Regions from separate parts of the Homo sapiens genome. Here region 2 is linked to region 1. A link is an interaction called in ENCODE POLR2A ChIA-PET data of the cell type or tissue named here. Cell type or tissue: Caco-2. All regions are shown on one strand. Each heading gives the region's core, and the rest is flanking DNA. Links, peaks and the distances in the headings are about the cores only. Region 1 holds the start of DAGLB (diacylglycerol lipase beta). Region 2 overlaps RNF216 (ring finger protein 216).

The links. Peaks named below come from ENCODE experiments on the same cell type or tissue, not always from the same donor. Only the 100,000 strongest peaks of a DNase experiment are listed, where the experiment ranks them.
Region 2: POLR2A ChIA-PET joins it to region 1 with 15 read pairs; 3 of 35 experiments call an interaction of 5 or more read pairs at or near these places.

The regions. Positions count from the first base shown.
Region 1 is chr7:6,443,440-6,451,777 of GRCh38, reverse strand. DAGLB (diacylglycerol lipase beta) reads left to right here and starts at 3,824. Exons shown (of 15, transcript NM_139179.4): 1 at 3,824-4,030; 2 at 5,674-5,825. The coding sequence starts at 3,936. RefSeq lists an enhancer at 3,567-3,616. In Caco-2, for the core only: no CTCF peak of the experiment used is centred there; DNase peaks (open chromatin) are centred at 3,217, 3,777 and 4,507; H3K4me3 peaks cover 2,139 bases.
Region 2 is chr7:5,742,956-5,751,293 of GRCh38, reverse strand. The region is part of intron 3 of RNF216 (ring finger protein 216); the gene reads left to right. Among named protein-coding and RNA genes, the nearest start is that of RNF216, 35 kb to the left of the region's middle. In Caco-2, for the core only: no CTCF peak of the experiment used is centred there; a DNase peak (open chromatin) is centred at 3,383.

The sequences.
Region 1 (8,338 bases), core at 136-8,135:
TCGAGACCAGCCAAGGCCAACATGGCAAAACCCTGTCTCTACTAAAAATACAAAAATTAGCTGTGCATGGTGGCATATGCCTATAATCCCAGCTACTCAGAATGCTGAGGCAGGAGAATCGCTTGAACTCAGAAGGCTGAGGTTGCAGAACTCAGATCGCGCCATGGCATTCCCACCTAGGCCACAGAACAAGACTCCATCTCAAAAAAAAAAAAAAAGGAAATGAGGCAGGAGAATCAGGAATGAGGGTAATCAATGGTTAACAAGGGTTAAGGCATAAGCAAAAGATCAGCAGGTGCAGCCAGTTCTGGGCAAGATAAGGCAGCATAGAGGCCACATCTGCACTTCTGTGATAACAAGACAGAAGTTTCCACTTCAGCCATGAGTGTTAACCACATTCTTTCTGCTTAATGAAGACCCTAATTGAGGGGTCTCTTGAGCTGTGTGGTCTCTTGAACTTCGTGTCAATCAATCTGTGCTTTTTACGCCATTTGTTTGTCTTTTGTTGATTTGTTTTTTGTTGTTGTCGTTGTTGCTTTGTGGGGTTTTTGTTGCAATTTTTATTTATTTATTATTTTTGAGATGGAGTTTTGCTCTTGTTGCCCAGGCTGGAGTGCAGTGGTGTGATTTTGGGTCACTGCAACCTCCATCTCCCGGGTTCAAGCAATTCTCCTGCCTCAGCCTCCCGAGTAGCTGGGATTACAGGCATGTGCCACCACATCCAGCTAATTTTTAGGAGAGACGGGGTTTCGCCATGTTGGCCAGGCTGGTCTTGAACTCCTGACTTCAAGTGATCCTCCTGCCTCAGCCTCCCAAAGTGTTGGGATTACAGGCATGAGCCACCGTGCCTGGCCTAGTTTTTGTATTTTCAGTAGAGACAGGGTTTCGCCATGTTGGCCAGGCTGGTCTTGAACCCCTGACCTCAGGTGATCCACCCGCCTCGGCCTCCCCAAAGTGCTGAGATTATAGGGGTGAGTCACCGTGCCCGGCCTTGTGTTGCAATTCTCGGTTCAACGCGCAAGCCCCTGACCAACTCACAGCCAAGACTTTCCATCCAGTAACAGAAAACCTGCAGGAGGACTCTTCCTGGCAGAGGAAACACAGAATGTAGAACCCCTGGAGCAAAAATGACCCTGATGTCTTTTCAGAGGGGGAAAAGGCGGCAGGCAGTGGGGTGGGTGATAGAGGCAAATAGTAACCAGGGAGACAGATAAATGAGCCCTTACAAACTTTTGATGTGTGACTACCAGGGAAAGGCCTTTGCCAGGGGCTGGAGTGTAATTTTTTTTTTTTTTTTGAGACGGAGTCTTGCTCTGTTGCCAGGCTAGAGTGCAGGGCGCGATCTTGGCTCACTGCAACCTCCGCCTCCCAGGTTCAAGCGATTCCCCTGCCTCAGCCTCCGGAGTAGCTGGAATTACAGGCATGTGCCACCACATCCAGCTAATTTTTAGGAGAGACGGGGTTTCGCCATGTTGGCCAGGCTGGTCTTGAACTCCTGACTTCAGGTGATCCTCCTGCCTCAGCCTCCCAAAGTGTTGGGATTACAGGCATGAGCCACCGTGCCTGGCCTAGTTTTTGTATTTTCAGTAGAGACAGGGTTTCGCCGTGTTGGCCAGGCTGGTCTTGAACCCCTGACCTCAGGTGATCCACCCGCCTCGGCCTCCCCAAAGTGCTGAGATTACAGGCGTGAGTCACCGTGCCCGGCCTTGTGTTGCAATTCTCGGTTCAACACGCAAGCCCCTGACCAACTCACAGCCAAGACTTTCCATCCAGTAACAGAAAACCTGCAGGGGGGCTATTCCTGGCAGAGGAAACACAGAATGTAGAACCCCTGGAGCAAAAATGACCCTGATGTCTTTTCAGAGGGGGAAAAGGCGGCAGGCAGTGGGGTGGGTGATAGAGGCAAATAGTAACCAGGGAGACAGATAAATGAGCCCTTACAAACTTTTGATGTGTGACTACCAGGGAAAGGCCTTTGCCAGGGGCTGGAGTGTAATTTTTTTTTTTTTTTTGAGACGGAGTCTTGCTCTGTTGCCAGGCTAGAGTGCAGGGCGCGATCTTGGCTCACTGCAACCTCTGCCTCCCAGGTTCAAGCGATTCCCCTGCCTCAGCCTCCCAAGTAGCCAGGACTACAGGTGCGTGCCACCACACTTGGCTAACTTTTTTTTTAAATTTTAGTAGAGACGAGGTTTCACCATGTTGGCTAAGATGGTCTCGATCTCCTCCTGACCTCGTGATTCGCCCACCTTAGCCTCCCAAAGTGTTGGGATTACAGGCGTGAGGCACCGCGCCTGGCCTGCAATGTAATTTTATGCACAAAGTGCAGCCTTGCAAAGTCCCAGGCAGGGTGCAGGCTTTATCTGAAGGTTCACAAAGTCACCCTGGCTGCTGAAGAGGGCACAGCAGAATGAGAAAGCACAGTGGGGTGATGAGCCCAGGCAGGAGATGAAGGTGGCTCAGACCAGGGTGGGGCAGTGGGGGTACTGAAAAGCGCTCAGACTCCACCCCGCCAGCTGCAGGGTGGTTTCAGACCCTGAACTCGAGGGGTTCCTAACACGGGCTCCTTACAGCAAGGGGCACAGATGGAAGCAATGTTGTCCCATGCTTGCAAGTCTCACAGAACGGGATATGAGTCCCACACCTGCCATTGACAGCCTGGGTCTCTAGGCTAGCTAATTCCTCCAGGCCTGAAGCGTCCCTCCTTATAAAATGAAAATTTCGGTCAGGTGTAGTGGCTCACGCCTGTAATACCAGCACTTTGGGAGGCTGCGGCGGGAGGATGGTTTGAGGCCAGGAGTTCAAGACCGGCCTGGGCAACAGAGTGAGACTCCGGTCTCTACAAAAAATAGGAAAATTTATGGAGAAACCCCATCTCTACTAAAAATACAAAATTAGCTGGGCATGGTGACACATGCCTGTAATCCCAGCTACTCAGGAGGCTGAGGCAGGAGAATCGCTTGAACCCAGGAGATGGAGGTTGTGGTGAACCAAGATCGCGCCATTGCACTCCAGCCTGGGGCAACAAGAGCAAAACTATGTCTCTAAATAAATAAATAAATAAATAAATAAATAAATAAAAATAAATTAGCCGGGAGTGTGGCACGTGCCTTTGGTCTCAGCTACTCAGGAGGTTGAGGTGGGAGAGTCGCTGGAATCCAGGAATTCAAGGCGGCATTCAGGAGTTCAAGGCTGCAGTGAGTCATGATTGCGCCACTGCACTCCACCCTGAACGACAGAGCCATACGCTGCCTTAAACAAACAGACAAACAGGGCCGGGCGCAGTGGTTCACGCCTGTAATCCTAGCACTTTGAGAGGCCCAGGCGGGCGGATCACTTGAGGTCAGGGGTTCGAGACCAGCCTGGCCAACATGGTGAAACTTCGTCTCTACTAAAAATACAAAAATTAGCCGTGGTGGCGCGCTCCTGTAATCACAGCTACACCGGAGCCTGAGACAGGTGAATCGCTTGAGCCCGGGAGGCGGAGGATGCAGTGAGCCGAGATCACACCCACTGCACTCCAGCCTGGGAACAGAGCGAGACTCCGTCACCAAAAAAAAAAAAAAAAAAAAAAAAAAAAAAAAAAAAAAAAGGAAAAGGAAATATCACCAGAACGGATATCACTGCACTCTTCACGAAAAAGAAAAAGAAAATACCAGAACGGATTTCACCGACCGGCAGACCTGCAATCGACTCAGCCAGCGCCTTCCGGATCAGCGTTTCTGCGCAGGCGCAGACAGCTCCGGCGGAAGAGGCGGTGTAGGGCTCAGTGCGCTTGCGCCGATCTCGGCCTCAGCGTGAGCATGCGCAGGTCCCCGCCCTCGCTGCGTTTGCGCTTGAGCGCCGATAATTTGGTGGCGGCGTCCGGAGGGTGCTGGTTTGTTCTCGGTGAACGGCGCGCGGGGTCTCTCCTGAGTGCGAGCTACGGGACCTTCGCCATGCCGGGGATGGTACTCTTCGGCCGGCGCTGGGCCATCGCCAGCGACGACTTGGTCTTCCCAGGGTTCTTCGAGCTGGTCGTGCGAGTGCTGTGGTAAGGACGGCGGCTACGGGGGCGGTGGAGCCCACCGGAGAGGGAGCGGGGGGCGAGCTGTCCCTTGAGACGGTGACAGAAGTGGCTTCCCAAGCACTGTCGCGGTCCCAGCGCTGGCCACGCATCCTCTTATCGAGTTCTCACCACTGCCCGAAGAGGTGGGCAGTGGTGCTGTGTCCATTTGACGGATGACAAACCGAAGCCCCCAGAGTGTGTGGGCTGACCCCGGGGGACAAACAGGGGGTTTCGAAGTCCGCGCAGCAGGACGCGAGCACCCCTTTGTGTGCAGCGCCGAGACCTGGCCCTGGGGTGCCACGAGGGTGTTACCGCCGGCAAAAGCCTTGGCCTCGAGTTCTCCTTTCTTGAGGCGGGAGCAGCCACTTGTGCCCTTCCTTCCCTTTGTACGGGGCACTTGAATCTGCAACACGAAGGATAGGAAAAAATACCGAGCCGGTTGTGGCTGCATTTCGTGAGAAGCAGACAGGCTCAACATACAACGCTGTTGTCTTTCAAAGTGTGGAATCAGTGGGAAGTGGCATTGGTACCTGAAGTCTGTTCCCAGAGGATCTGTGCAGGGAATGAATCATTGTTATGCAAAAGTAGATTCTTGGCTGGGCGCCATGGCTCACGCCTGTTATCTCAGCACATTGAGAGGCTGAGACGGGAGGATTGCTTGAGGGCAGGAGTTTGAGACCAACCTGGGCAACATAGTGAGACCCCTTTTCTTTTTATTTTTTTGAGACAGGGTCTCACTCTGCTACCCAGGCGGGAGTGCAGTGGTGCGATCACCACTCACTGCAGCCTCAACCTCCTGGGCTCAAGCGATCTTCCCACTTCACTCTTCCAAGTAGCTGGGACCACAGACTCGTGCCACCACGCCCAGCTAACTTTTTCTATTTTTTGTAGAGATGGAGTCTCACCGTGTTGCCCAGGCTAGTGTCCAACTCTTGTGCTCAAGTGATCCTCCTGCCTTGGCCTCCCAAAGTGCTAGGATTACAGACGTGAGCCGCCGTGCCGGGCCTAGATCTTTTATTGTTGGCAATTATATTCCAGGCCAGGTGCAGTGATTCATGCCTGTAATCCCAGCACTTTGGGAGGCCAAGGCAGGAAGATCACTTGAAGCCAGGAGTTCAAGACCAGTCTGGGCAACATAGCAAGACCCTGTCTCTACAAAAAGAAAATTATATTCCAAAGTGAACCTTGCCTTGTTTTGGAAAATATTAACTCCTTTTATTTCTTTTTTTTTTTTTTTTTTTTTTTTTTTTTTTTTGAGACGGAGTCTCATATCGTTGCCCAGGCTGGAGTGCAGTGACACGATCTCGGCTCACTGCCACCTCCACGTCCCAGGTTCAAGCAATTCTCCTGTCTCAGCCTCTCGAGTAGCTGGGACTACAGGTGCGCACCACTACGCCCAGCTATTTTTTTTTTTTTTTTTGTATTTTTCGTAGAGACAGGGTTTCACCATGTTGATCAGGATGGTCTCGATCTCCTGACCTTGTGATCCGCCCACCTCACCCTCCCAAAGTGCTGTGATTACAGGTGTGAGCCACCGCGCCCTGTCCCCTTTTATTTCTTTGTATCATGTTCTACACAGCAGCTCCTTGGATTTCATTTCTGACCCTTCCCTTTTTTTTTTTTGCCAGGTGGATTGGCATTCTGACGTTGTATCTCATGCACAGAGGAAAGCTGGACTGTGCTGGTGGAGCCTTGCTCAGCAGTTACTTGATCGTCCTCATGATTCTCCTGGCAGTTGTCATATGTACTGTGTCAGCCATCATGTGTGTCAGCATGAGAGGTAAAAAGTAGCCTTTTCTATTTGATACCTATTTTTTTATAGCTTTATTGAGATATAATTCACATACCATACAATTCACTTCTGTAAACTTTCCAATTCAACAGTTTTTAATATAATCACAGAGTTGTGCAGCCATCACCATCATCAAGTTTATACCATTTTCTTCACTCCTGAAAGAAATCCTGTACCAGGCGGGACACAGTGGCTCACACCTGTAATCCCAGCACTTTGGGAAGCCGAGGTGGGTGGATCACTTGAGGCCAGGAGCATGAGACTAGCCTGGCCAACACAGTGGAACCCCATCTCTACGTCTCTACTAAAAATAGAGAAAATTATGTTGGTGCATGCTTGTAATCCCAGCTGCTAGGGAGCTGAGATCATGCCACCGTACTCCAGCCTGAGTGACAGAGTGGAGACTCTGTCACAAAACGGAAAGAAAGAGATCCCATACCCATTAGCAGTCACTCCTCATTTTCCCCAAACTCTCCCAACCCTAAGCATTCACTAATTTGCTTTCTGTCTGTGTACATTTGCCTATTGTGGACATCATATAAGTGGAATTTATTCACTGTGTGGCCTTTTGGTCTGGTTTCTTAAGCTTAGCATAATGTCTTCAAGATTCATCGATGTTTTAGCATGTATCAGTACTTCATTTTGATGGCTGAATAAGAGCATCGAATGAATGGACCACATTTTATTTATCCCTTTGCCATTTGGTAGGCATTTGGATTGTTTCCATTTTTCACCTATTACGAATAGTGCAGCTATGAACATTCGCATACAAGTGTTTATACAGACATGTTTTCATTTCTCTTGAGTGTGTACCTAGGAGTGAATTGCTGGATCATGTGTTAATGCTCTGTGAAACCTTTTGAGGAACTGCCAGACTTTTCCAAGCAGCTGTACCATTTTACATTCCCACCAGCAGTGTATAAGGGTTCTAATTGCCCAACGCTCTTATTATATGACTTGTTAATTATAGCCATCCTAGTGAATGTGAAGTGGTAGCTCATGATTTTGTTTTGTTGTGTTTTGTTTTGTTTTTTTGAGACGGAGTCACACTCTGTCACCCAGGCTGGAGTGCCATGGCGCAATCTCGGCTCACTGTAACCTCTGCCTCCCGGGTTCAAGTGATTCTCCTGCCTCAGCCTCCCGAATAGCTGGGGCCACAGGCCATTTGTTTTTTGTCTCATGGCTTTGAGGAACATTTCTTTGGTGACTAATGATGTTGAGCATCCTTTCATTTGCTTATTGCTCATTTGTGTATCATTTTTGCGGAAATGTCTGTTCAGATCTTTTGCCCAATTTTAGACTAGGCTATTGATCCTTTTATTTTTTATTTTTATTTTTTGAGATAGAGTCTCCCTCCGCTGCGCAGGCTGGAGTGCAGTGGCGTGCTCTCTGCTCACTGCAGCCTCCGTCTCCTGGGTTCAAGTGATTCTTGTGCCTCAGCCTCCCATGTAGCTGGGATTACAGGCACCCGCTACCACGCCTGGCTAATTTTTGTATTTTTAGTAGAGATGCGGTTTTACCATGTTGGTCAGGCTTGTCTCGATCTCCTGACCTCACGTGATCCACCCGCTTCGACCTCCCAAAGTGCTAGGATTACAAGTGTGAGTCACCGCGCCTGGTCCCTTTTATTTTTACATTGTGAGGGTTACAACTATTTTGTTGTTGTTAGAGACAGTGTCTTGCTCTGTTGCCCAGGCTAGAGGGCAGTGGCGCAATCATAGCTCACTGCAGCCTCAAATACCTGGGCTCAAGCAATCCTCTCTTCTCAACCCCCAAGTAGCTGGAAGTACAGGCACGTGCCACCATACCTGGCTAATTTTTTTTATTTTTATTTTTTGTAGAGACAGGGTCTTGCTATATAGCTTAGACTGATCTTGAACTCCTGGGCTCAGGTGATCCTCTCGTCTCGGTCTCCCAAAATGCTAGGATTACAGGGGTGAACCACCGCGTCTGATCACCTATTCTTCATATTTTTTATATGTGTTACAGTTTTCTGTAGATAACCATTTATCTGAGAATGTCTCCAGAAGTGTTGGAAACCTTCCCTGTTGGATTCCTCTGCTTCATAGGATGATGTGAGCACTGTGGTGACTAATAAAGGAATGCATTCTTAGAAATGATTCATTGGTCAGAGGCAGGGCTGTGTGACATGCCACCATCCGCCATGTTTTAGTCCTTTGTCACTGCTTGAATTGGGATGGACGAGGTATGCATATCAGATATATGCTGGTGGTGAGGTGCACTGGGAGGCGCTGGTGATACAGTGAGTGACGGCATCAAGATCTTGACAGTTTGGAATAAAGGACTGAAATGTAAAAGGTGTTAGCTCATAGGAGCAATGTAGAGGGTAGAAATGTTAGCAGCAACATCTTTCATGAGAAAAAGACCTTAGGGTTTGGGATGACCAGCAAGAGTGGCATGTGCCTGATTACCACAGTAACATAGAAAACAGAGCTCTGTGTATTTTATTTTACTTTTTTCTTTTGAGACAGAGTTTTGCC
Region 2 (8,338 bases), core at 254-8,253, 700 kb after region 1:
TTCGGGCATCAGTGCCACTCTCAGTTACCATCATTTTGGGTTTCTGGTCCCAGCATATACTTTATAGGTTCTGGTGTCCTCATTATCACACTTTTTTTTGTTGTTGTTGTTCCAGCTGGAGAAAGACCATTTGGCATTTGACAGGTAGCTGTATGGAAACATTTAAAACTTTCTGAGGGTGCACAGCACACCAAGGAGACTGCCGTTAGGACTCTAAGGAGGGTAATACCCAGAGTTTGGGTGGAGGCTGCTCCTCGGCTAGGGCCCCAACTAAAACCAAATAGCTAGACAAGGAGTCTACCTTGTTTTAACCAAGTAGTCTGCTCTGCAATACTTGCTGTGTTTTATCTGTGTGCAAGCAAGAAGCGCCATCAACTGCACAGAATCTTCTCTGTTGAGTTAGTAGGTAATCTCGCATCCCATGACTGGGTTAAATTAAAGCGGGGAGTGCAGGTTATCTGCAGAGGCTACTACTGATGGTGAAATTTTCACTGCAACGTTGTCCTGCCACGTGAGAGGCATAAGTAAGGAAAGATTAAGGAGAGTAAGAGTCTCACATTTATGAGGGGGAGTCTTGCTCCAATGTGGTTTGCTGTTGTGAATGTCTCTGGTTGTGGCATTGGCCATCCTAGTGAACTCTGTGTGGCCCATGCATTAGGCATGAGACTTATTCCTTGCGATTTGCGTAGATTTGTCCAGCTTCAGCTTATAGGGCTTCAGGAACTAAGCAGGTTCCTGCTATCTAACAGGTAGATAATAAAAACTCAGTGAACAGTGCTGCAATCTAAATAACAGGCATACTGGAGTTTTCTTTTGAAATGTAATTTTCCTCTCTAAGTCACTCCCATTTCTACCAAAGATAATCACAGTAAGACCAGTTTGCCTGACTAACCACATATTTGAAAGCACATATTTAAATTTGCTTTGCTGGAAATTTTGATGAGGAATCTCAAATTGGTCTTTAAAAAATGTCTCTGCTAGGAAACCAAACCAGGGCAGACATTAGTCTTTGTGTGCTGTATCCAGCATCTGGAGGTTCCTGAGCCTGCCAGGAAGAGACAGATTTACTCACTGTAAGACAGGGAATGCTTAAAGCCAGGCATTGTTTGCACATTTTGAAATATGGCATTCCAGTCAAAGCCTTGGTAACATAACCAGTTTCCAGTTGTGTCCTTTTATTAAAAGGACAGATATGCAAATAATGATATTGCCATAAAAATAAGAATACTCATGAATAGTTTGCAAATTCTGGAGGGATCCTGTTGGGAGGAAAAGCAAATATTTTTATTTTTATTATAAAAGTATACCAAATTGCTATAAGCTATAATAACCTTAAAAGAAAAAAGTTTCCTTAAATCTGGAAAACAAAACATTAAAAGAACCAGCAGTGTTTCAAATAAAGAAGCCATAAAAACCCATGATTCTTCTTTTATCAATTCAGTCTCATGTAATTAATTTTTGCTGTTTGATCTTGGTTAGCAGTTACACAAATCCATTAGTTTCTTCATTAGAATTTTGGATATTTAGTCCGATAGTACGAACTCAAACTTGTATTTGTCAGAGTTCGTTTCATTTTTCGCATATACATCTTTGAACACACAGCACTTTAGGATTATAATTGCTTGCAAAGAGCTTTCAGAAAGTGTCAGAACAAAATAACTGTGGACAGCAAGACTTAAAATGGCTGTGGTTAAAAACCTGATGAGAGTTCATTATAATGACACAGTTGACAAGGAAATTTAGTTATTTCTGAACCAAAATTATGACTGATAGCATTTATACCAAGACATATCAGATTTCTAGGAACTTTATCTAATCTTGGAATATAAAAAACATCCATATAGGCCCGACGTGGTGGCTCACGCCTGTAATCCCAGCACTTTGGGAGGCCGAGGCGAGTGGATTACTTGAGGTCAGGAGTTCGAGACCAGCCTGGCCAACATGGTGAAACCTCGTCTCTACTAAAAATACAAAAATTAACCAGGCATGGTGGCACGTGCCTGTAATTCCAGCTACTCAGGAGGCTGAGGCAGTAGAATCGCTTAAACCCAGGAGATGGAGGTTGCAGTGAGCCAAGATCACGCCACTGCACTCTAGCCTGTATGACAGAGGGAGACCCTGTCTCAAAAAAAAAAAAAAAAAAATACATGGGCATTTTTGCTGATCAGAACACAGCTGTTTTCCAAATGGTCTTACTTACCAAAAATACCTAAGTCACGTGAACTAAAAGGCATTGGAGTTAGGTCCTGTTTTTCTGATAAAAGATTGAAGTGCTTCCTTTTTCCTTAAACCGATTATCAGAGTTCTCTCATATATTTTGGTAGAGAAATACCACACACACATAACGCATATATAGACACGGAGACACAGAGAAGCAGATCTTATAGCCTTCGTTAAAATTCTTTATTTGCCAGTTTTCAAATACAGTTTACACTTGAACAACATGGTGGTTAGGGGTGCCAACCCCTGTGCAGTTTAAAATCTGCATATAACTTTTGACTCCCCAAAAACTTAAGTACTAATAGCATACTGTTGACCAAAGCCTTAACTACTTAGTACTACTTAATAACTACTTAACTACTAATAGCATACTGTTGACCAATAACATGGTTAACATGCTTTAGTTAGTATATTATGTGTGTGTGTGTGTGTGTGTGTGTGTGTGTGTGTGTGTGTGTGTGTATGTATATAAAAAATATACTGCATTCTTATAATAAAGTAAGCTGAGGAAAGGTTAAGAAAATCATAAAGAAACTGGACACGGTGGCTCACGCCTATAATCCCAGCACTTTGGGAGGCCAAGGCCAAGAGTTCAAGACCAGTCTGGCCAAGATGGTGAAACCCCGTCTCTACTAAAAATACAAAAATTAGCTGGGCATGGTGGTGAGCACCTATAATCCCAGCTACTTGGAATTTAGCTTGTTTCTTAATGAGTTACTGACTTCAGGACTGCCAAAGACTAACCAGAGCTTCCCTGGGGTAGAGTTTCAGCATTAAAATGAGGTGGAATTTGGCTTTTTCCTTCAAAAGGTGAACTGTAGGGCACAAAGACAGTTTGTGTGCAGCCTCTATAAGCTGGCAGAAACTGGTTTAAGATCTATATGTAGTAGTTCATCAGAAAACGATGTTTGTAAGGCCAGTCCTCTGTCTGTGTTAAGAGTTGTAGTGGGTTTCTGGGTTGTAAATCAGAGTTAGGGAGGGGTCTGATATTTGCCTGATACCGCCTATTGGTATGGAGCTTAGCAACAGTTTGATTTTTCTTGGAGCATAGGAATTTAGGGAGTTGCTATACCAGTCACCCTGAACCCTGACCTCATAGGTGATTTTTGTTTCCTTAACCTTAAGGGTCAGGGCAGACACAGTGGCTCAAAACCTGTAATCTCAGTCCTTTGAGAGGCCTAGCAGGAGGATCACTTGAGCTCAGGAATTCAAGGCTGTAGTGAGCTATGATTGTGCCACTATACTTCAGCCTGGGACCTTGTATCTAGTTATTATTTATTTTTTCTTTTTTTTTCCCCTTTTTTTTTTTTTTTTTTTTTTTTTTTTTGAGATGGAGTCTCCTGTTGCCCAGGCCAGGATGCAGTGGTGCAATCTTGACTCACTGCAACATGCACGTCCCAGGTTTAGTGATTCTTGTGCCTCAGCCTCCAGAGTAGCTAGGATTACAGGTGTGTGCCACCGTGCATGACCTTTGTCTCTAATTTTTAAAAAACAGACAAAACCTTAGGATCTGTCTTAGTTTATAAAGGGGCATCTATTTTGCTTTCAGATAACACCGTAGAGCTGAAACATTTTGGAAATGGCTTTCTAAGGGTCACGTCTGATATTTCAGGCTTTGCCTGGCCCATAAGTAGACTGGATAGTACTTGTCAGGTCCTGAATATCATCCTCAGGAAAATAATATTCTGCTTCTGCTGCTTTTATCCGTTTTTACTCCCTCTCCTTCCCCTGGTCCCACCATGTGTTAGCTGGTAATAAGTCAGGTATCCTAGGATCATAAGTTATAATTAAGACTCTGAATTCTTTAAAAAATGTCTGAAAGTCTTCCCCAGGTTTAGGACATTTTTAAACTATGACCTGTTTTTATCCGTAGCATGTAAGTCAGGAATTTCATGCTACATTTTCAGGTTGTTCTGTTTTATAAGGAAACAGTTGAACTGTTCTTTTCAGAGAAGAAAGGCAACTCAGAGTTAGTAGACTGTGAATATTCAGGAGTAGATGCAGTATTCAGGTAAAATGGGAGCAGTAGGAGTTACATTAGTTTATCTGTCTTTGGTGTGGGAGGTAATCTTGCGTTTCTAGTTTTTCATTAGCTTTTTGCAGTTAATCTTTCAAAAAAGCTATTTTAGAATTCTGTTGTCTCTTTGAGGCTTCTGAATGCCAGTAAGAATCTCGTTCTCTCCGTGTAATTTGGAGTCTTAGGATTCAAGTGAATTTCTTGGATGAACACTCTTTTTCATCTGGAACATTCCACATCATGGTCATCATAATTCTGAATTATTTTTGGTAAAGTTTTGCCACTTGTGTAACTATTTGTAGCTTCTGGAGCCAGAAGTTTTATACATGAAAAGGCAAGACTACCAGAAGGCAGAGTACTCCAATTTTTAGAAATTAGGGATGCTGTTTTTATGTTGGACCTTGTATATCTCAGGACCGGGATGACGTTGGCTCCAAGATGTCCTACCTAGCCAATCACTTTGCAGTTTCCATCTGACTCAGTCAAGACACCTGAGGCCTCCCTCACCTAAGCCTGCAAGAAAAGGAATCCACATACCCACAGATTCCAAAAGCCTGAGTTTATACCCTCCCTGCACTCAACACAGCTGGTATCAGTTAGCTTTAAAACTGCACCCCTGTATGCTAGCAGCAAATGGAGTTGCACCCACATTTCTGTCTGGCCATAATCTTGGGGGCTTGACTCAAGCCGTAAAGACCTCTGCAAAGAGGGAGCAAAAAATACAGTTATTGCCAGTGATTTGTGAGCCCCCACATTCCCAAAAGTCCTGTGCCCTGCCATAGCCCAGATTAACCCTAGGTACTGCAAAGTCAAATGCTCTCTCACAGTGCAGCCTAACCTTGGTACCCTCAAAGTCAAAGAGACCAGGTGCTAAAAAGACAGCAGAGCTCAGACCTGAGAAGGACTTCCGACACTTGCAGCTCCATGAGGAAAACGTTACTTCCCAAAAAAGGGAGTTAGCCGTTTTTCCTGTGTTCCTTGAGTTACCTCAAGATATCAACAGTCTCTGTCCCTTTGGGTTGCCAGACCTGTCAAAGGACAAAATTACAACAAATTTAGTGTAAGGATCTCAACTGTCTTTATTGTGAGTCTAGCATCAGGCAATGCTTCATTCCAAAATGGAGAGTAAGTGTTCTCGTTGCTCTTTTTTTTTTTTTTTTTTTAAGACAGTCTCAATCTATCACCCAGGCTGGAGTGCAGTGGCCTGATCTCGGCTCACTGCAACATCCCGAGTTTAAGCAATTATCCTGCCTCAGCCTCCCGAGAGTAGCTGGGATTACAGGTGTGTGCCACCACACCCGGCTGATTTTTGTGTTTTTAGTAGAGATGGGGTTTCACCATGTTGGTCAGGCTGGTCTCTAACTCTTGACCTCAAGTTATCCACCCACCTCAGCCTCCCAAAGTGCTGAGATTACAGGCGTGAGCCACCGTGCCCTGCCCTTGTTGCTTTTTACATTAATTTTATACTCAATCACCTTACCATTATTATCTGTAGTGATTTTTCAGTTGACTCTTAATTTCTTGAAAACGTGCATCTGATCTGTCTTTCCAATTTTTATGCTTCTTTCACGTGTCTAATTATATTACGGTACTTCCTCAAAAATTTTAATAGTGTTGATAGAGAAGAGCACGAATGGCCACAGACATAAATGGGAATACTTAATGTTTCTTCATTAAATGTGATGGTGCCTTTTTGCTTTAGATACCATTTCTTTAGTTATGTTAAGGAACTAGTCATTTACTTTGACTTAAAAAAATTTTTTTAGAAGTGAATGTAGGATTCTGTTACATTCAATTTCAGCATCTTACAGAGATTGTCATGTGGTTTTTCTTCCTTGACCTCTTAGTTGGTAAGTTATTGTCTTTGAAAAGACTCCCCTTGGTTGTGGCATTGTAATGTAGTAGTAATGTGCTGCTGGGGATTCCATTTGCTAATATTAGTGTTTTCTCCGTAGATCTTACAGGTGGAGATTGGCCCGTAGGTTTGTGTGTACGTATGATATCCTTGACATGTTTATTTTTTTATAAGCATGATTCTGACTTCATAAAAAGTTTAGAAGTTTTCTTTTTTTTTTTTCTTTTTGGAGATGGGAGTTTTGCTCTGTCACCCAGGCTGGAGTGCAATGGCGCGATCTTGGCTCACTGCAACCTCTGCCTCCCAGGTTCAAGTGATTCTGCTGCCTCAGCCTCCCAAATAACTGGGATTACAGGCATGCGCTACCACTCCCAGCTAATTTTGTAGTTTTAGTAGAGATGGGGTTTCACCATGTTGGTCAGGCTGGTCTCAAACTTCTGACCTCAGGTGATCCATCTGCCTCAGGCTCCCAAAGTGCTGGGATTATAGGCATAAGCCAACCGTGCCTAGCCAGAAGTTTTCTTTATTTCTTCGAGGGTTGTTTTTTGTTTGTTTGTTTGTTTTGTAGAGTCTTCAGAACCAATGTATTCTTTGAGGTTTTGAATATATTCTATAGAATTAAACAAAACAGACTGTTGTTCTACTTTGTCTTAATCTGTGACTCCTTATGTTTTTTCCCTTATTTAGTTCGAATGGTTATTTGAACTAACCATTATGTGTCCCCCTCCTTCCCTTCCCTCCCTTGTTTTCCTTCCTCCTCCTCTACCAAAGAAACAGCTTCTTCTCTTCTACAACTCCAGTTATGTGTTTTGAAGACCTTTTTGTTCTTGACGTGTTCTCTTATCTAATGTTGCATTTTGTCTATGCCTTACTATGGCTATTCTGACCTGGCTTTCAATGCACTAATTTCTCTCTTCAACTGTATTTACTTAAAATGCTATATATCCATATGTAGCATTAGTTATTGTATTTTTAGTTTTTGTATTAGTTATTGTATTTTTCCATTCTGGAATTTGCGTTCGATTCTTCTTCTTCTTGGCTGCAGTTCTCAATCTAGTCTTTGATTTCCCTAAACATGCTGTTACTTTAGAATTCATGTTGTTAATTTCACTGTGTGAAACCCTTGTATATTTGTTTCTGTTGTCTGTTACTTCTCTTGTTTTGATTTTCTGTTGCTGCATTAAGTTCTTGTATGCCTAGTTATTTTTGATTGAGTGTAAGTCATTGTATATGAAAATTTTGGGATTCTGTATGATGTTGTTTCTCTATAGAGGATCTTAATTGGTTTCTTGAAGAAGAGTAAGAGCACCAGCACCTCACATTCAGGGAGTTAAACTCTCCACGCTGCGATTCAGTTCCTGGGAGGTCCAGGGTATTTCCAGCTTGGCCCTTACTTCAGTGGCATAGTCCTCAGGGACCCACCCTAAAGCCTGAGATTCACCATCTCCTTTCTTCTAGGGACTTCCCAGAGGAACTGTTGTTACCAGTTTAGCATGTATCCTTCCAGGTCTTTTCTTTGAATTTGTATGTATCCATGTGTATATACATGTGGGTACATATACATACTTTTAGAAATGATTTTGTTTGTGTCTTATTGACATATTTTAAGTAAATGGAATCATTCTGTGTATGATTTTGCAGCTTGCTTTTCTTCACTTAATGGCATTTCTTAGTGAAGCTTCCCATTTCAGTACAGACTGAGCTACCTCTTTTTTTGGTAGGGGTCAGTTGTAGAGTATTTTGTAGAACAAATAAGTAATAGTTTATTTAACCATTCACTCAGGGACAAACTTCACAATGTCTCTAGGCTTTTTTCTGTTTATGCTGAATATTCTTGTATATGCCCTTTTTCGATAGAGTTTATAGAACAGTATGAAAAAATGATGACAGACATACATTTTTTATTTATATTTATGTATTTGTGTATTTATTTATTTATTTGAGACAGAGTCTTGCTCTGTCTCCAGGCTGGAGTGCTGTGGTACCATCTTGGCTCACTGCAACCTCTTGACTCCCTGGTTCAAGCAATTCTGCTCCGTCAGCCTCCCGAGTAGCTGGGATTGCAGGCACACGCCACCATGTCCAGCTGATGTTTGTATTTTTAGTAGAGACGGATTTTCACCATGTTGGCCAGGATGGTCTCGATCTCCTGACCTCGTGATCCGCCTGCCTTGGCCTCCCTGAATGCTGGGATTACAGGCATGAGCCACCACGCCTGGCCTACGTTTTTTATTTTAATAAATAGT